Regions from separate parts of the Homo sapiens genome. Here region 1 is linked to region 2. A link is a loop called in an ENCODE intact Hi-C map of the cell type or tissue named here. Cell type or tissue: lower leg skin. All regions are shown on one strand. Each heading gives the region's core, and the rest is flanking DNA. Links, peaks and the distances in the headings are about the cores only. Region 1 has its middle 54 kb from the start of LRRC30. Region 2 holds the start of LINC00668 (long intergenic non-protein coding RNA 668).

Region 1 (10,441 bases), core at 887-8,886, 250 kb before region 2:
ATAGGAATGCTTGTGATTTTTGCACATTGATTTTGTACCCTGAGACTTTGCTGAAGTTGCTTATCAGCTTAAGGAGGTTTTGGTCTGAGACGATGGGGTTTTCTAAATATACAATCATGTCACCTGCAAACAGGGACAATTTGACTTCCTCTTTTCCTAATTGAATACCCTTTATTTTTTTCTCTTGCCTGATTGCCCTGGCCAGAACTTCCAACAGTATGTGGAGTAGGAATGGTGAGAGAGGGCATCCCTGTCTTGCGCCGGTTTTCAAAGGGAATGCTTCCAGTTTTTGCCCATTCAGTATGATACTGGCTGTGGGTCTGTCATAAATAGCTCTTATTATTTTGAGATATGCTCCATCAATACCTAGTTTATTGAGAATTTTTAGCATGAAGTGCTGTTGAATTTTGTCAAATGCCTTTTCTACAACTACTGAGATAATCATGTGGTTTTTATCGTTGGTTCTGTTTATGCGACAGATTATATTTATTGATTTGCGTTTGTTGAACCACCCTTGCAACCCAGGGAAGAAGCCGACTTGATCGTGGTGGATGAGCTTTTTGATGTGCTGCTGGATTCGGTTTGCCAGTATTTTATTGAGGATTTTTGCATTGATGTTCATCAGGGATATTGGTCTAAAATTATCTCTTTTTGTTGTGTCTCTGCCAGGCTTTGGTATCAGGATGATGCTGGCCTCATAAAATGAGTTAGGGAGGATTCTCTCTTTTTCTATTGATTGGAGTGGTTTCAGAAGGAATGGTACTAGCTCCTGTTTATACCTCTGGTAGAATTCGACTGTGAATCCATCTGGTTCTGGACTTTTTTTGGTTGGTAGGCTATTAAGTATTGCCTCAATTTCAGAGCCTGTTATTGGTCTATTCGGAGATTCAACTTCTTCCTGGTTTAGTCTTAGGGAGGTGTATGTGTCCAGGAATTTATCCATGTCTTCTGATTTTCTAGTTTATTTGCATAGAGGTGTTTATAGTATGCTCTGATGGTAGTTTGTATTTCTGTGGGATTGGTGGTGATATCCCCTTTGTCATTTTTTATTGCATCTATTTGATTCTTCTCTCTTTTCTTCTTTATTAGTCTTGCTAGCGGTCATCTATTTTGTTGATCTTTTCAAAAAACCAGCTCCTGGATTCATTGATTTTTTGAAGGGTTTTTTTTTGTGTCTCTATCTCCTTCAGTTCTGCTCTGATCTTAAGTTATTTCTTGCCTTCTGCTAGCTTTTGAATTTGTTTGCTCTTGCTTCTCTAGCACTTTTAGTTGTGATGTTAGGGTGTCGGTTTTAGATCTTTCTTGCTTTTTCTTGTGGGCATTTAGTGCTATAAATTTCCCTCTACACACTGCTTTAAATGTGTCCCAGAGATACTGGTATGTTGTGTCTTTGTTCTCATTGGTTTCAAAGAACATCTTTATTTCTGCCTTCATTTCGTTATTTACCCAGTAGTCATTCAGGAGCAGGTTGTTCAGTTTCCATGTAGTTCTGCGGTTTTGAGTGAGTTTCTGTTTTTTTGTTTGTTTTTGTTTTTGTTTTTTTTGAGATGGAGTCTCACTCTGTCGCCCAGGCTGGAGTGCAGTGGCGCTATCTCGGCTCACTGCAAGCTCCTCCTCCCAGGTTCATGCCATTCTCCTGCCTCAGCCTCCCAAGTACCTGGGACTAGAGGCGCCTGCCACCATGCCTGGCTGATTTTTTTGAATTTTTAGTAGAAACAGGGTTTCACCATGTTAGCCAGGATGGTCTTGATCTCCTGGCCTCATAATCCGCCTGCCTCAGCCTCCCAAATTGCTGGGATTACAGGTGTGAGCCACCGTGCCCGGCCCATCACAGGTAAGTTTTTAAAAACATATGTAGGGAGGGAAAAAGAACAGAATAAAGGAACTAAGGTCTTCCATGAGGCACAGAGGGTTAAGTGGGAGATGGGATTAATTAACTCTCCAGCCGGAGATGGCGAGTGTCTCACATGGCCACATATTTCTGTGGCCAGCACAGGTGCATTTAAAAGGCTTGGGCAGGATAGACAGTCCCAAATAATCACTGCTGGAGGTAGCCAGGACTCCAAATTTGGATCCTATTCCAGAAATTACACACGTTAAGACTTAATTTGTTTTTCATCCATCAGATTCTGCTAATGAAAACTAATTGCCTTGAAACTCATTTTCTACATGTTTGTATCAGAAACTCTGTAGCTAACCCTGAATTATTGGATTTGTATTTCTGCCTGCAAATTCAAACAACTGTGAATGTTTCAGTTTCTGGTTCAATGCTTGATCTTCTCTTTGATCATTTTGTCGGATGCGAAAAATGGTAGGTTAATATTGAATGTTAACCAACTCTCGATGGCTTACATTTCTCAGTTTGCTTTGGTGGTAGCTTGCATCTAATATGGTAAGTGAATGCAGTTAGACTGTGGATGAATAACATTAGCACACGTTCATATTCAGTACTGGTAGAGTCTGAAGACGTGATTTCTCCTCTGTCAAACCTTCTCCACAATCTTTTTTTTTAGACAAAGTCTCACTCTGTCACCAGGCTGGAATACAGTGGTGCGATCTCAGCTCACTGCAACCTCTGCCTCCCGGGTTAAAGTGATTCTCCTGCCTCAGCCTCTCGAGTAGCTGGGACCACAGGCATGCGCCACCACGCCCAGCTAATTTTTGCATTTTTAGTAGAGACAGGGTTTCACCATGTTGGCCAGGATGGTCTCGATCTCTTGACCTTGTGATCCGCCCACCTCAGCCTCCTGAAGTGCTAAGACTAAAGGCGTGAGCCACTGTGCCAGGCCATCAAATCTTTATTGACTTGATTTCTCCATACAACTTGTGTCTCTGAGTAATTTGGCCTTTGGGTCTCTTTCAGTTTAACTTTCAAAGTCTTCTGGGTATATTTTTTCTCTTGTCTCATATTAACTCAGAATTATGCAGAATAATTTTCCATTTAGATGAGTGAGGCAACTAGGAAAGGCAGTAATTGATGTCACAAATGTCTTCTAAGCCTGGTTCAGACTCAGAGAAAGTTTTGAAAAGAAAAATTGGATACGTTTTTCTTTTCTTGGCATTTCATCATTTTCCCCAAACGTATTAATGGCAGTTATTGAGCCATATTTATTAATTTCTCATGAAAATTAAGTTATAATGAGAGGTGACAGAGTGCTGGCAGTCCTCAGAGCCTTCGCTTGCTCTCGGCACCTCCTCTGCCTGGGCTCCCACTTTGGCGGCACTTGAGGAACCCTTCAGCCCACCGTTGCACTGTGGGAGCCCCTTTCTGGGCTGGCCAAGGCCAGAGCCGGCTCCCTCAGCTTGCAGGGAGGTGTGGCGGGAAAGGCGCGAGGGGGAACCAGGGCGGCGTGCGGCGCTCGCGGGCCAGCTGGAGTTCCGGGTGGGCGTGGGCTTGGCGGGCCCCACACTCGGAGCAGCCAGCCGGCCCTGCTGGCCCCGGGCAATGAGGGACTTAGCACCCGGGCCAGTGGCTGCGGAGGGTGCACTGGGTCCCCCAGCAGTGCCGGCCCACTGGCACTGCGCTTGATTTCTCACTGGGCCTTAGCTGCCTTCCCGCGGGGCAGGGCTCGGACCTGCAGCCCGCCATGCCTGAGCCTCCCACCCACTCCATGGGCTCCTGTGCGGCCCGAGCCTCCCCGACGAGCGCCTCCCCCTGCTCCACGGTGCCCAGTCCCATCGACTGCCCAAGGGCTGAGGAGTGCGAGTGCATGGCACAGGACTGGCAGGCAGCTCCACCTGTGGCCCCGGTGGGGGATCCACTGGTTGAAGTCAGCTGGGCTCCTGAGTCTGGTGGGGACGTGGAGAGTCTTTATGTCTAGCTCAGGGATTGTAAACACACCAATCAGCACCCCATGTCTAGCTCAGGGTTTGTGAGTGCACCAATCGACACTCTGTATCTAGCTGCTCTGGTGGGCCCTTGGAGAACCTTTATGTCTAGCTCAGGGATTGTAAATACACCAATCGGCACTCTGTATCTAGCTCAAGGTTTGTAAACACACCAATCAGCACCCTGTGTTTAGCTCAAGGTTTGTGAGTGCACCAATTGACACTCTGTATCTAGCTGCTCTGGTGGGGCCTTGGAGAACCTTCGTGTGGATACTCTGTATCTAACTAATCTGATGGGGAGGTGGAGAACCTTTGTATCTAGCTCAGGGATTGTAAATGCACCAATCAGCACCCTGTCAAAACAGACCACTGGGCTCTACCAATCAGCAGGATGTGGGTGGGGCCAGATAAGAGAATAAAAGCAGGCTGCCCGAGCCAACAGTGGCAACCCACTCGGGTCCTCTTCCACACTGTGGAAGCTTTGTTCTTTCACTCTTTGCAATAAATCTTGCTACTGCTCACTCTTTGGGTCCACACTGCCTTTATGAGCTGTAACACTCACCACAAAGGTCTGCAGCTTCACTCCTGAAGCCAGCGAGACCACGAGCCCAGAGCCCACCGGGAAGAACGAACAACTCCAGATGCGCCGCCTTAAGAGCTGTAACACTCACTACCAAGGTCTGCAGCTTCACTCCTGAGCCAGCGAGACCACAAACCCACCAGAAGGAAGAAACTCCGAACATCAGAAGGAACAAACTCCAGACGCGCCACCTTAAGAGCTGTAACACTCACCGCGAGGGTCCGCAGCTTCATTCTTGAAGTCAGTGAGATCAAGAACCCACCAATTCCGGACACAATAATATTTTGTTCTTACCAGTAGTCTAGCAAAATAAGCTATTCTTTTAATAAACCCTGGAGATTATATTTTGATGTTGAGTGAGTGTTTTAAGATAATTAGATTCACTTTTATCTGTGTTTATTCAGATTTCATTATTTAAATGTATGCATGATAGTATAAAGTCTTTCAGTTACAAAAAGAATAACCAATATGTTATGTAACTTCTTCCTAATTGATAATTAATATTTTCACCTACAGTTTTTTATTCTGCCTGTAAAAATCTGCAATAAAATGAGGTTTAAATCTGAATTTGTGCTCCCTTCACAGGGTTCCTGTTAGCTAGTGTGAGCAGGTACTACCCCCATTATGTCGCTAAGGGGAGCTGTTGGTCCTTCATTACTCAGTAAACCAGTGCTGGCCTCTGCCTGGTCTGTGAAGCTACTTTCTGATTAGGAGTGGTTCATTATCATTTCATACTTGGCACAATTATGAAAGAACTCTGTAAGCGCTTATTCAGAGAGACAGCAAAGCAGCTAGGAAAAAAAAGCTGATAAACTCAATCAGATACCTTGAAAACTTCTGAAGAATATTCAGCTGGCTTACAGCTCATCATCAAATCCTAACAACTTCTCTAACAGAGAAAGTAAAATTATGAAAATTCCATACAAGGAACACATTTCATTAAAGTTGAAAGGGAGAGTAGGTTAAGAGTTACATGATGAATGGCCCCAAAACTGCTTATTAAAGAATAAACGGCCATGAAAATGTTGTCAATCAACAAGGCCTACTTTTTACTTTTTTCTCTTTTTCAATCCAATTCAAAAAATCCTGGTTATACCCAGCCCTCACCAGCCAGGGGGTGTAAGGAAGGTTATATGAATACTGACAGATGAATTTTTGTTGGCTAGATAAACCCGTTTTGTAACTGCAGAATCTCAGCAGCATTTGGATGTCTTCCCCCAATTCTAGAATCTTCTTGGAGCACATCTGCTCTCGGGGTCCCCGTGTTTGCTCCTGCACGCTCCATTTTTTATCAACCTCCTTTTTCCTCAACTCAGTTTCCAGGCCTATCTGTGGGTATCCTCAGTCTCACTTGAAGGTAAGGAGGATGATTTGTCGAAAACGTTTAACTAATGGATTTCTCACTTCTTTCCGCTGGAAGTCACGTCCCATAGCAGTCACTAGACCATTTTGGAAGTGGGGAAGGTAGATCAGAACGAGAAATGTGGGCCGGGCGCGGTGGCTCACGCCTGTAATTCCAGCACTTTGGGATGCTGAGGCAGGCGGATCACCTGAGGTTGGGAATTCAAGACCAGCCTGACCAACATGGAGAAACCCAGTCTCTACTAAAAATACAAAATTAGCTGGGTGTGGTGGCACATACCTGTAATCCCAGCTATTGGGGAGGCTGAGGCAGGAGAATCGCTTGAACCCAGGAGGTGGAGATTGCGGTGAGCCGAGATCACGCCATTGCACTCCAGCCTGGGCAACAAGAGCAAAACTCTGTCTCAAAAAAAAAAAAAAAAAGAAAGAAAAAGAAAGAAAGAGAAATGTGGCCGGGCATGGTGGTTCACACCTGTAATCCCAGCATTTTGGAAGACCAAGGCAGGCGGATGGCTTGAGCCTAGGCATTTGAGACCAGCCTGGGCAACATGGTGAAACCCCTTCTCTACCAAAAGTACAAAAAGGAACCTGGCACAAGCCTGTAGTCCCAGCTACTCGGGAGGCTGAGGCGGGAGGATTGCTTGAGCCTGGGAGGTTGAGGCTGCAGTGAGCCATGATGGCACCATTGCACTCCAGCCTGGGTGACGGAATGAGATGTTAGCTCAAAGAAAAGAAAAAAGAAAAAGAGAAATGTTAAGAAAACTTCCATCTAGAAAGAGAAAGGAGGGACAATGGGAGCTACTGGCTCGTGCAGGGAACAGGCTGGAGCACGGGGGAGACGGTAGAGAAGAGGTCTGTTAAGGGCTGAACCGTGTTCCCCAACTCATCTGCTGCAGTCCAAACCCCAGTGCCTCAGAATATGGCTGTGTTTGCAGAGGGCTCTTTCAAGAGGGGATCGAGGTAAAATGAAGTCATTAGGGTGGGCCCTGATCCAATCTGACTGATGTCATAAGAAGAGGAAATTTGGACATAGAGACCCACACAGAGGGAAGACCATTGAGGACACAGGGAGAAGACAGCCATCCAAGCCAAGGAGAGACCTCACCAGAACCCAACCCTGCCAACACCTTGGTCTTGGACTTTAGCCTCCAGAACTGAGAGGAAATAAGTTTCTGTCGCTTCAGCCTCCTAGCCCATGATTCTTTGCTATGACACCTGCAGCAGACTGAGACAGGCCTGACTGTCCCTCCTGGCCACCGGGTTGTGGCCTGACTATGAACAGGCTGATGGGCGCTGAGGGCAGAAGCTCCCTTGTCCTGCTTCCCATTGGGATTCTGGGGAGAAAACCTCTTAGCATTCTTGATCCAACATGAGGTTCCTGTTAGTGTGCAATCCGTAGCATCGCTGGGCATGGAAGGACACATCTTCAGCTGCCCACTTCTCCCTCAGCTCCTGGGATGCCCGGCGGGTCCCTAATCCTGGCGTGGGCCACATGGAGGGTCCAGAAGGCCATTCACATGCGGGAGGATGAGCTGAGGGGGACAGTGGTTGCTATGAGGGAAAAACCTGGGCCCCGTAGGCCGACACAGCAGAGCAACTGCCCCGGCTGGGGAGCGCATGGAGTCACAGTTGGCTTCTGCTCTTTGGAGAGGGAGGTGGGGCCAGGCCAGCAGGGAGACACTGGGCCAGCTGACCTAAGAGGGTGGTGGCAGCAGATGGCAGCAGTGATCAATGACCAGGGTGACAGTCACTGTGGCTTAGAAGCCAAGGACACCGAGAGCAGCACAAGTCCCAGCTGCAGAGCCCAGGCTTCCTTGTCCAGGCACCGTTGGAAGACAAGGGAGAGGGTGTGGGTGTGGGGTGCTGAAGGAGGGAGTGTTTTCCTGTCAAAGGCAAATTGCAGCAGATGCAACATTCCCTTCGGGGCACAGGAGGGAAACTGTAGCTTTCCTCGGAATCGGCAACTTCCCATGCAAGGAGCCCAAGGGTGGCACATGCAGCCCTGGATTCCAGGGCCAGCCGCCACTTCTGCTAAACTGCAAAAAAGTCCCAGGTGTCATCTGGGCACCATGCCCAAATGGTGGAATTTCACTGCTGGGAGATGGCATAATCACTTGTCCCTTGTGAAATGTCCCCACGGTCCTTCTTCTTCTTCTTTTTTTTTTTTTCTTTTTTTTTTGACACAGTCTCACTCTGTCTCCCAGGCTGGATTGCAGTGGCGTGATCTCGGCTCACTGCAACCTCCACCTCCCTGGTTCAAGCAATTCCCCTGCCTCAGCCTCCCGAGTAGCTGGGACTACAGGTGCACGCCACCACACCTGGCTAATTTTTTTGTATTTTTAGTAGAGACGGGGTTTCACCATGTAGGCTGCACTGGTCTGGAACTCCTGACCTCAGGCAATCCACCCGCCTCGGCCTCCCAAAGTGCTAGGATTACAGGCGTGAGCCACTGTGCCTGGCCCCCCACTTTTTTTTTAATCTCCCTTTTCTCTTTTCTTTCTGTGTTATCAAATGCTAACTCCCCAAGGTGTCACCGAAACAATCTGTTGATAAGCACACAAAGCCCTGTAGATTCTGACTCTAAGGAAGAAGAGGCAGAGGCAGGAGGACAAAGCTGGCATTTTTATTGAGATGCTGAAGTCTGATTCCAGGTGGGTTTTCCCATTGAATGGGGCCTTGATTAGGCTTGGGTGAGGACCATGTTGTAATAGGTGAGGATTGCGGGATGACACAGCAAACCGGTGATTCTGAGGCAGGGTTAAAAGAGACTTGAGAGGGTTTGATGTTTTGTATTGAAAAGCTGATGGGTCTTTCCAGAAGACGCTGAAAAGATAAAGTTATCTACAGCTCTGTGGCAAGAGTTTTCTGGAATAGTAAACTCATGTTGACGAGGACAAACACGCCAGTGAAGTCACGTTCCTGTAGACAGTGAGCTGTGTGGTGTAGACAGTCCCGGTTCTCAATCTGGTACAAGAAAGCCGTGGTCCAGAGGCAGATGAGGCAGCGTGGCCAAGCAGAGCTGGTCTGCCTGGGCTCTCCAGGGCTCTGTCGCTTATGGCGTGTGAGATTTGGGGATAGTTGCCTCACCTCAAGGCCCGGAAGATAGCAAGTTCTTGCTGTTAATCTTATCAGAATCTATTCTCAGCCCTCAAAGGACTTCAGCATTCATGGAGAAATCAGATGTGCCGCAGGCGTGGCCTGAGAGACCCTGGCTCACCTCCGGGCATATCCTTGGGCAAGCAGGTTGCCGCACGTCCAGCCTCACCGCTGCCCGCCTGCAGTCTCTTCCGTGTGCTTCACAGGGCTGTCATGGAGAGCGCATGCAAAATCACAACGCTCAATTCTGGAGCCCTCTGCTATGAACGGCATCCCTAAGGGGCCTCCCATTCACTCCCCCATCTCTCTTACCTCCCCTTCCCCACCCCGTCTCCATTCCTCTGCCAGTTGCTCCCCTCCCACGCCTCTTCTGTTTCTCCCCTCCCTGCCTGTGCCTCTATTTACCCTTTCTGTGTATGTTTGGTTTCTTTTCAGGGTAAAACCGTTATTCTAGGCCTATGTTTGTCTAGTTTCAGCTGAAGACACCACATATGTTTACCATAGTTTGGCTTTGGCAACAGAGTCCTAGGGTCAGACCCAGGCTAGCTAGCTGTGCAGACGGAGGTAAGGTACCTAATGCTGCGCCATCTGTTTGCACATCTTAACGATGACACAGTGCCTGCTGTGTATAGAGGTGTATTCACGTTGGCCGGCACAGGCAGATGAAGGAATGCTTGACTCACCTCCCAAGGTCTCCCAAGTAAACCACAGGAACTACTTTGTCGGGGGCTTTGGGGTCTGTTGGACTAGCGGGCCAGGCTGTCTGCGTCCCAGTCGTGGCTCCACCCCTCAGGGCCAGGTTAGTGAGGCGCTGAGGAGCTCCACTTGGCACAAAACTTAAGGGGCCACCAAAAAACTTTGTAATCAAGCTGGATAATATCTTCATGCAGTCTTTCTAAAGATCTTATCAGCAAACTACAGCTCACAGGCTGGCCTCCTCTTTTACAAGTCATGTTTTATTTCAGAGCTGAGATTCGGGAAGCTCATATATCCGGCAGGTACCCGGTATTAATGAGGCTGAAGTCTGCATCTAGTGGGGAGACGCATTCTGCCTCCGTGGCCCCTCTGCTCAAGAAGCGTTTGCCATAGGCACTTGATCATCCTGTACTTTGGTTCCCAAAAGCACAGCAACAAGGAGAAGGCCGGCAGTGGGGGCTGGGAGTGAGGGGAGAGGACAAGGCTGAGGATTGTGGCTCTTCCGCCCTGGTAGCCCTGTGTCTCCAGGGTTGTTACCTATCCTGTCTCTTTCTCCTTGCTTTTTGTCCCGTATTTCCAATTCATTTAATAAGCAGTGTGTTTCAAATACTGTACTTTAACCTGTGAGCCTCTCTGTTCCTTGGTGTCTGTGACAGTTTGCCTGGCAGTGAACTTGGAGGCTCCCACTGCTTCAAGGAACTTTCCATAGGAGAGGGGTTTTGGCCTCCTCCCTAATGTTCAATTGATCCGGGACTTTTCTTATTTTGGGTGAGTCTAGATAAACAGGCCAAATATAGCACCATCGGGAAAAGACAAGGAATGCAGTGACTAGGCCGGGCGCGGTGGCTCATGCCTGTAATCCCAGCACTTTGGGAGGCC
Region 2 (10,441 bases), core at 1,022-9,021:
GGATACCCATGCTTTGGTCTTAGGAAACAGCCCCAGGTGTTGACATTTGTTAGAAAAAATGCAGGGTGGTAGATTACAATCAAAGGGGAAAATACTCTGTGGTGCACAGCCACTGACACTTTAAGAGAAATGTAAAATGTTCAACTTCCCCACTTCTTTAGGGCCTTATTGAAGCTATTCAGAAAGAGAGAAGAGATGGAAAGAGAGAAGAGGAGGGTGAGATTTGTAGATTTCCAGAGATGAAGAGATGACAGACATCGAGGGATGTGAAACACTATCTCTTCAGGCTGACTCTACTTTTATTAGGCTGTTCTTGCATTGCTATAAAGGAATACTTGAGCCTGGGTAATTTATAAAGAAAAAAAGTTGAATTGGCACACGGTTCTGCAAGTTGTACAAGCATGGCACCAACAACTGCTTGGCTTCTGGTGAGGGCCTCAAGAAGCTTACAATGGTGGTGGAAGGTGAAGTTGTGGCGGTGCGGGGGGCAGGCACATCACGTGGAGAGAATGGGAGAAAGAGAGATAGAGAAGGCGGATGTCCAACTCTTTCAAACAACCAGATCTCAACCAAGAATGAACTGAGCGAGAACTCATCACCAAGGGGGGGGTGAGAAACCATTCATGAGGGATCCACCCCCATGATCCCATCACCTCCCACCAGGCCCCACCTCCAACACTGGGAATCGCATTTCAGCTTGAGATTTGGAAAGGACAAACATCCAAAACACATAATCAGTCATCATTCCTATACTATAGCAACCATAAATATTGCATCTTATTCAGCAATTCCAATTGGAAATATTTAGTACCACTACCCACAAAAGTTTCTTTGTACTTATTTACGAGTCCTGATGTTTTTGTTAGAAAAACATTGCCACCTGTTTTTACCCAGCCAGGTCTCAGCCTAAGTGCCACTGGGTCCAGTTTCTCTCATCTTCTGAGCAGTTGGCCTAAAGTGACCCTATGTTTTCCTTTTTTCTTTCTCCTCTTCCTCTTCCACACCAGTGCAAACAAACCTCCAGCCCTCGCTTGACGGTCCTACATTGTTTCAACCAGGCAAGCATGGCACATTTCATACCTAAAGATTCCAATCCACAAATGGATTTTCTTGTCATTACTGTATGACAGCCAATAAAAAATCCAGGTAAAACATTAGAGATAGATGATAAAAGGACTGACTGCATATGAAATTCCTTTAAGCACCTTTAAGAAGAAATCATGTTTAAAACGGAGATGAGCAAAGGAGAGCATTTTTATCTTTCCATTTGGGTCATGCAGAGCTGTAACCAAACCATAAGCTGGAAATGTGGGGCCCAGATCAATGTACTGAAAAGCAATAATAATGAAAATAATTCTTTACGTTTCTGGAGTTTCAGGGGTATAGAAAGAGTTCTAGAATTTTCACAAGTGCTCTTACATAGACCATCTCATTTTGCCATGATGATCCTGTGCAGCCGGCAGAGCAGGTGTGGGTATAGAGCACCAGCCCCTGTATCAGGTGCTAAGGATCCGATCCTAAGCTGAACAGGCATTTGCCCACCCTCACAGGGAGTGGAGTAAGTGAGATATAGATTAAGTTTTAAAAATGTATCAAAACTATATGTGGGGGACAAAACACAGCAGACATCTGGTACACATGGCTGCAGGGGTAACAGCTGCCAGGAGCCAAAGAAGACCTCAGCCCGAGCTGGGGTGCCTGGCTGTGGAAGTGGTGGTTCTTGGGGCGGGCAGAGTAGACCCGCTGCGAAGGGGTGGGGCCGTGGAGCCGGAAGAGAGAACGGCGGGGGCGGGGCCAGACGCAGTTGGCGTGTCTGTTGGTGAGGTGGGCGGGGTCAGCCTGCGGTGGAGGGGAAGGGCCCTAGAGCCGTGGGGAGAGGCAGCCCGTGGCCTGGAGCAGTGGTTGGTGACCTTTGGAGTGGCGGTTGGGCGGTTGGGCGGTTGCATGGGGCGGCCTGGGACTCGGGGGCGGGGTCAGTCATATAAGGCTGTGCCCAGCGCTTTTGGAAGCAGTAAGTCCAGCCCGAGGCTAAGGTGAGAGCGTCTGCCGGGACAGTGTGGCTGGACCCACGTGGCAGGTGCGAGGCAGGGTCACTGCGGATGGGAGAGAAGGCGTAGAGGCCTCAGGCCTTGTGGGGTGTCACCTAGAGATGCCCCAGGAGGGCTGGGGGGCCGGGGTGTTTCCAGTGAAGCCAGTTGGCATCCTGGCCGCTCTCTCCGAGTGGAAGGCAGAGGGAAATAATTGTATTCACGCAGGGTGGATCGGGCGGAGGCCGTCAAGCTAGCCGGAAGGGGCTGTGCTGTCAACCAGCGAGCGCAGGTGGCCTGGTGTAGACCCCGGGAGGCTGGGCGGGGACGCTGGGCGGGGACCTGGTTGAGGACCTGGGCGGGGACACTGGGTGGAAACCCTGGGTGGGCACGCTGGGCGGGGACTCTACAGGGCTCTCCCTCTGGGTAGTCACATTCACTTGTTGAGTTGGGTGTCCATCTCCTCTGCATGTGGATTTTACTGACTTCTTATAATTGTCCTTGGTAGAAATCAGTGATAGTTTATTCAGAACTGGGGATGAGCTCAGCATAGCTGACACAGGCTGAAAATAATTCCTATAGTTAAGAGAGCTGAGGAATTTCCCCAGTCCATGCTCGGAGAGTTAGTTTGCTGAATTGGTGGCTTTCTGAAAGCCTCTGCTCTTCTGGCATGTCTGTCGTCATAAGACAATATTTCTGCCTGTGGTACATATACCTCTGTGGGATCCTTAGGTGAGAGAGGAGTGGCATATGATGGAGGGTTCTGAGAGCATCAGTATGTCTGCCTCTGCTGATTGGCTTTTACCATTTTTATTTTGAGGAGGTGTTAACCACCGAAGGGAGGTAGAATGTTTTTCCCCACCAGAGGAGGCAGCGACCACGTCTCCTCTATGGAGGCATTCAAGAGCCGTCCAGCTGAAGCAGCATCACTGTCTGAGGTAAATACCTGGGGTTCACCATCTTGCACCAAGAAGATTAAAGACATGGACACATGTGAGTGGGTTGAGGAGCGGAAATTTTAATAGGCTGAAGAAAGGAGAGAGGAGAGCAGCTTTCTCTCTCTTTCTAGAGAGAGGCATCCAAAAGGGAAAAAGCCGGCCTGAGGTGGACCACAGCAGACTTGATAGGCAGGCTTGAGGAGGCGGCGTCTGATTTACACAGGGCCCACAGATTGGTCTGATCAGGTGTGACGTTTACATAGCGCTCGGGGAAGGCTGGTCGTCCCACCCTAATCTTATTAAACAAATGGGCTTTCTACTTGGCCAGTACCATCTTGTCTGCTCCTTACTATACACGCGGGTGGCAAAGACAGGAGAAGATGGAGCCACCGTTTTGAACGTGTCTATTCCCAGGTAACCTTTCTCTGTTGGCACAACCACCAGTATTAGCCTATGCAAGCTTCCAGCTTGCTTGTCTGTGCCTGCAGCTTGATTTTACAGGTTGTTCTTTGTTAGAAAAGAAAATGATTTGGGGCATTCCTTTTAATGCTTTTCATTAAAAGGAAAACCTTACCAAGGACTTCCTTATTCTGTCTGCCTAAATAATTTATTTTTAACTCTTCTATCACAGCTCGGAAGGCACAATCCACATAGGTCTGCATGGTCCACCGAGCTGCATACCCACGGGGCCAGCGGGAGGTGGGCAGCTGCTGGGCTCTCTTCTGAAGCAGGTGAGTATGGAGTCCCCTGTTTGTCTGCAAAGAAACAGACTGCAGACATTGCTGCAGTCATGGTCTCGGCAACGTCATCCCTGATCTAGTGGAAGGCCAAGGTCTCTTTCTAGCAACTACATAAGTAGAGATGGAGGAGAACACAAAACAGGAAGACAATTTTTCCTTTTTCTCTCATTTTGGGCCTCTTTTAATTACGAATGCTGACCTTTGTCAGGGAATCATTTTTAAGAAACCTTTCCTTCGTGGGGAGGAAAGTTATGCAGGTGGTTTATCCCAACCTGATTTCTTGACCCAAGTTACTGGGCGAGTTTTCTCGCCTGCATTGAATGCTGAGCCACACGGGAAGGAGAAGATTGTGCTTTCGCTCTACTTATTGTAATGGGAGCATTATTTTCTGATGGTTGTAAGACATTTGTCAAGCGATACAACCTACCCAATTAGGAGACTATCTGAAGAATCATAGCAATATTCAAAAGCTCCTCTCTAGTCTCCAAATGTAATGTAAACTTTTTTTTCTTTTCTTTTTTTACAGACAGGATCTCACTCTGTTGCTGAGGCTGGATCACAGCTCCCTGCAACCTTGAACTCTCCCTCAAGCAATTCTCCCCACTCTGCCTTCCAAAGCACTAGCATTATAGGCCTAAGCCACCACTCCCATCCACTGTAGTGTAAACTGTCTCCTTCAATGTTTCCAATAGTTGCGGAGCAGATCAGATAAGGGTTCTTCCTGTCTGTTGCTTCAAGTTTCATTCTCTCTTTAAACAATACAAGGTTGGCTTCCATGGTTCCTTCTTAAAGAATGTTGAAGGTGTGTCTTCAGATTCATTTAGTGTTCGTGGAACCCCAGGGAAAGCTGATGTAAAAACCTCTTTTTTCTCCCATATGTCTCAAAAAGTTGTATTTTCTGGGTCCAAGGGATCTGCAAGCCTCCTAAAGGCATTTCCATTGTCACTACCACCAGGTGTGAACTGTAATCTGGCACGTATAGTTCCAAGAACTGTCATAATAGATGCTGAAGAAACATTGTGAAGTTAACTCGCTGTTACCAACTGTGAAGTCATTAGCTAGAGGAATCTTGGGCGGTCTGAAATCTGAGATACTGTGGAAAGAACAGAAAGATCCTGTATCTTTCCTATAATTGTTCTACTGGAAGTTGTCATTTTACACAGGAGACATTCTGTTTTATTTATTTTCTTTTGAGACAGGGTCTCACTCTGTCGCCCAGGCTGGAGTGCAGTGTTGTTACCACAGGTCACTGGTGCCTCCACTGCCTGAGGACTGCTCAAGCAATCCTCCTGCCTCAGTCCCCTGAGGAGCTGGGGCCACAGGCCTGCACCACCATGCCTGGCTAATTATTTTTATTTGTAGAGACAAAGTCTATCTTGCCTAGGCTGATCTCGAACTCCTGGGCTCAAGTAATCCTCCCGCGGTGGCTTCTCAAAGTGCTTGGGATTACAGATGTAAGCTACCATGCCCGGCCTCACAGGAGACATTTTTGATGTCCCTCTTGACAGTCTACAAAAGTCTACAAATCTTTTTTTTTTTTTTTTTGAGACAGGGTCTTGCTCTGTCACCCAGTCTGGAATGCAGTGGTGCCATCATAGCTCACTACAGCCTGAGCTGTACTGAGCTCGAGGGATCTTCCCGTCTCCGCCTCCTAAGCAGCTGGGACTACAGGTACTTGCCCCCAGGCCCAGATAATTTATTTAAAAACTTTTTTTGTAGAGACAGGGTCTCACTATGTTGCCCAGGCTGGTCTCAAACTCCTGGCCTCAAACAATCCTCTACCTCAACCCCCCTAAGTGCTGGCATTACAGGCATCAGCTGCCATGCCTGGCTACAAATCTTAATGTTTTCCCCATGGCTTCTTTTTCTGGCGTTCTTTTCTCAGGTAATGGAAGTGGGCAGAGAATGATCCTTTCCCTAGGCTCCAGTGTGTAAGAATTAAAGAAAGAGGAAAGAAACACAATGGCTTGATGGTCGAGGACAGGTTTATTTTAAAGAAAACAAACCCAAGAGTGGCTTCTGGCTGAGTTAGATCAGAGGCATGCTCTCTTACAGACTAAGAGTTTTTAAGGATTCAGGGTGGGAGAGTTTATCAGAGGCTTGGACTGCTTCTGTGTCTCTTTAGGTGTGCTTATCTGGGAGGGAGTTGTGTGTCTGTTTCCATACATCTTCCTGCAGCTGCAGGCATACCCCCAGGTCTGCTTTTAGCTTCCCTATCTTAGTGCACCTGAAGGGAAAGAATGTGCTTATTAAGGCCCACTGTTATACTGGGGCCCAATGTATGAGGGTGAAGTTTGGCAATTACCCAAGAGACTTTCCCCCCACCTCCCTCTGTGCCTGAGCTGTCTCATCTATGTTTTACTGTCTGCTCTTTCTGTCTGCTTGTTGTTAGAAGAGAAGTGATTTTCTTGAAATGCATGAGGCTGGAAAGGGAGCTGGCACTTAAAGTGGCGGTGTTTGTCCGAGAGGATGGTGCTCCTGCTCTGTCACAGTGGGCATGGGGATTCAGGCCACTGCCACCGAATTTCAAGAGCCCAAGCACAGAGCCCAGAACTAAATTGTGAGGGTTTAAAAAAAAAAAAAGCTTTATTGAAGTATAATTGACATACAATAAACTTGAATATTTAAAGTGTACAATTTATGCGTTTGGGCATTTGTATATACCCCTGCAACCATCAGCACACTGAAGATAAGGAATATACCCATTACCCCTGAAAATTTCCCCATGCCCTTTGGAGCCCCTCCCTTCAACCCCTCAAATACTTAATGCGCTTTTTCCCGAAAGGCAAGAAGAAAGCTTCCCTACACATTTATCAAGGCTGTTATAATCCTGACTCCCAAACAAGGTAAGGAAATTGTTAGACACTTAGAGAACACTTTCAACTATTGTATTCAGATGTTAAAATCCTCAGTAAAATTCCCATAACAGTTAATTGAACAAACCAATTATGCAAAAACATACAATCAACTATAATTGCACCCTATAGACTCCCCTTTTTATTCTCTAATGTGTTATATTCCACTAAATCTTTCTTCATCTTGCCAGTTTTTCTTCTAATTTCCCTGCAGCTATAATTTTGGCTGATGCTATAGTTTGAATATTTGACCCTCCAAACCTCATGTTGAAATTTAGTCCCCAGTGTTGGAGGTGGGGCCTGGTGGAAGGTGTTTGGGTCATGGGGGTGGATCACTCATGAACGGCTTGGTGCTGTTCTCATGGCAATGAGTGAGTTCTCACATAATCAGTTCCCTCCAGAGCTGGTTATTAAAGAGAGCCTGGCATCTCCCCTCTGTCTCTCTTGCTTCCTGTCTCATCATGTAATGTCTGCACACACTGGCTCCCCTTCTGCCATGAGTGGAAACTCCTGGAAGCCCTCACCAGAAGTAGATGCTGTTGCCAGCAGAACCACGAGTCAAATAAACCTATTTTTATAAATTACCCAGCCTCAGGTATTCCTTTAGAGCAACACATATGGACTAAGACAGTGATGTTCTCAATTTACCCTGACATTGCATGCAGGCCGGCTGTTTCCTCTTAAGTTCCCGGAGTGGGAATGTGTTCCGGACAAAGGATGCTAGTGAGTGGCAGTCCCCTACATTTCAGAAGGAGCAGAACAATGAAAGAAGGAAGTTGTATTCAATTACAATTTCTTTAGGCCTTTCTAAAGTTTGTCAACCCCTTGAATAAGTCCATAGAAGTACCACAAGTGGGCCAGGAGTAACTTCATTTTGTGTCAAAGACAAAGACTTCTTGGACCTGGAGAATAGGGTCCAACAAATAGGCCTTCTACAATAAGGCATTCCTTTCCCATTTGGTCTGTCCATGCAGCTGTCTTAACATGATTCATGCTATTTAGGAGTGATACATGATTAAATGTTGAACATTCATCAACAGATATTTATCAATTGTTACCTTTCACCTGGACTGGATGTTGAGGTGAAAATGGAGAGAGTGCTTTATTAAAATTGCAAGGATCAAGAGGCATATGTGTTTTTAACCTTAAAACACTACAAAATGAAGGGCTAACTTGTACAGTGGGATGGAGTGAATGATATGGGCATCTGTTAAGATGCCATCTGTAACCAGGCTCTGCAGAATGTGTGCTGGCAGCCTTTGTGGTAGAGCAGCCCAGTTCACAAAGTGCTGTCACTGTGGGGATGAGACTGTGGGGATGGGTGGGTGGTGAAGGCATGGCAGATCTAACCTCTTGACTGAAGCAGAGGGACCCTGCTGTGCAGCAATGGGAGAGGAAAAAGGACAAAGTAGGTTGGGCCTGATCATGGAGAGCCCAGGGGAATTACCCCATGCCCATTTCCAGTCGGCCCCTGCTCCAAGCGACCCACTTTTCTAATGTATATCTCCATAGATTAGTTTTTCCTGCTGTTGAATTTCATGTAAGTGGAATCATGCATTGTTAAAGAAAAATTATTCATGACACTCATTAAAGATGATAAGGCAGATTTTAACATGGGGGACCTCCATAATGGGGTTTTGCAGTAGGGAAGAAAGGTTTGGCTCCACTCTGAACACAACAAGGACAACTGGGGGTTTCTAGCCAAGGAGCAGGGTGGGGCTCAGTGGATGGAAAGTTACTAAGAGGAAACATCAAAGCTAGGGAGGTTTTTGTTAGAGGAGCTCAACAGGATCTTTGCTCAAGGCAGGCCAGTATGGGAAGATATGAAGAGTGGGGGGTGTGGAATTTGATCAGATAACAATGGTGGGGGATTTTCGATAAACTGACCCAACAAGATTGTAACTCACCTAAATGAACCAAGGACAGTCTAAAGTTTAAGCTTTGAGGGCTTAGAGGGCCTCACTGGAGTTAGGTCAAAGAAAACCTTTGTCAGTATGGACTCATGTTTGACTTTTTGCATGCAACATGTTTTTGAAATTCATATTGTTGCATGTGCTCTAAATTCATTTTATTTTATTGTTGAGTAGTACTCCGTTATATGAATTAACCAAGTGTATTTAACCCTTTTCCAAGTTTTGTGTGTTATGAATAAAACTTCAGTGGACATTCTTGCACAAGTATTTGTGTGGATGTGTTTTAATTTCTCTTGGGTAATATCTTAGGAGTTGATTTCTAGGTTATAGGGTAGGTACATGGTTATGTTTATACTATATTGCCAGTTTTCCAAAGTAGTTCTGCTACTTTATACTCCCAACAGCAATGTATGAGAACGCCAGTTGTTGTATTCCTTGCCAACACTTGGTATTATGTCTCTTTTTAATGTTGAGCATGGTTTTTTTTTTTTTTTTTTTTTTTCTGGAGACCGAGTCTCGCTCTGTCACCCAGGCTGGAGTGCAGTGGTGCAATCTCGGCTCACTGCAACCTCTGCCTCCCGGATTGAAGTGATTCTCCTGCCTCGGCCTCCCAAGTAGCTGGGACTACAGGCACCCACCACCACGCCCAGCTAATTTTTTGTGTTTTTAGTAGAGACGAGGTTTCACCATGTTAGCCAAGATGGTCTTGATCTCCTGACCTTGTGATGCACCTGCCTCAGCCTCCCAAAGTGCTGGGATTACAGGCATGAGCCACCGTGCCCAGCCAATGTTGAGTATTCTTGTGGTTGCATAGTGCTATCACCTGGTGGTTTAATTTGCATTTCTCTGATGACTGATGATGTTGAGTATCTTTTTATGCATGTTGTCTATTTCTATACTTTTGTGAAGTGTTCAAGTCTTTTGTCCATTAAAAAATTATCTTTTTAAAATCAGTGATTTGTTAGAGTTCTTTACATATTCTGTGAATTATACACACACACACACACAAACACACACATTCTTCACCTAATCTATAGCTTTCCTTTAACAGTTTATTGACTGAGCAAAAATATTAAATTGTATGGATCCAATTTATCAATGATTTCCTTCTATGGCTAAGGTTTTTGTGGTCCTATTGTAGTGACACAGAACTGTGTGGTAGAGAAGCCTGTTTCCAATGTCTAAGGAAATGGAGCTCAGGACTATAGCAAAGCTCACTGCTATGCAGTGATAGAAATGTTATGCAAATGCAGAGCAACTACCGAAAATGAGCTGTATGTGTTATATAACATAAAAGGTCATAAATAAGATGTCATTGCCTGGAAGACTATGCAAGTGATTGTTAGTTGGCAAAATTCAGATAAATTTTTCAAAGGTGTCCCCTCCCATGTATCCCTTTCCAACTTCTTTCTGGTCAGAGAAGGTGTAATTTACTGCTGGGAAGAAGAGAGAAATGTGTCTAATAGAGCCTCCAGCTTCCCTGGAGCTCCTGATTCTTTTCCATCTGCTGTGTGCTTTGCTGTCAAACAACATTTTGTAGATGTCTTTGGAACTGAGATAATGCCAGCAGGGTTCCAAGTTGATCTAGTGGAAGAGATTGCAACCCAGCTCAGGGCCAGAACCTTCCAGGATGGCCAGAAGGGGACAGCAGGCATTTCCTAGTCAAGAAGGTAGGAATAGATAACCTCCTAAATATGCCCTTGAAGCCATCAATTAACTAGGAATGACAGCTTTCTTAGCTATGGAACAGAAAAAATACCAGTAACAGGGCAGGAAATATTACCATAGGATGACAATTGCCATTACTCTTCCAAACCTAGCATTTGGATCCGCCAAGAAAGAGAAAGGATAGAGATAGTGCATGGGGTGCATGGGCTTAGTTATCATTCAGGGCCATTCTGTGCCAAAGTCAGGAGCTATATCCAGGGAAGTAAATTAACCCTATGGGATGAAGCTGTTTGTGCGGGG

Evidence for each region. Peaks named below come from ENCODE experiments on the same cell type or tissue, not always from the same donor. Only the 100,000 strongest peaks of a DNase experiment are listed, where the experiment ranks them.
Region 1: a loop joins it to region 2, with 10 times the contacts of the local background. A loop is called at or near these places in 71 of 110 quality-filtered maps.

The regions. Positions count from the first base shown.
Region 1 is chr18:7,171,929-7,182,369 of GRCh38, reverse strand. No RefSeq gene overlaps it. Among named protein-coding and RNA genes, the nearest start is that of LRRC30, 54 kb to the left of the region's middle. In lower leg skin, for the core only: a CTCF peak has its summit at 5,027; no DNase peak of the experiment used is centred there.
Region 2 is chr18:6,921,375-6,931,815 of GRCh38, reverse strand. LINC00668 (long intergenic non-protein coding RNA 668) reads left to right here and starts at 1,947. Exons shown (of 7, transcript NR_034100.1): 1 at 1,947-2,033; 2 at 2,848-2,965; 3 at 3,597-3,696; 4 at 4,232-5,159; 5 at 5,258-5,376; 6 at 5,591-5,744; 7 at 6,098-6,342. It also overlaps the pseudogene SCML2P1. In lower leg skin, for the core only: no CTCF peak of the experiment used is centred there; no DNase peak of the experiment used is centred there.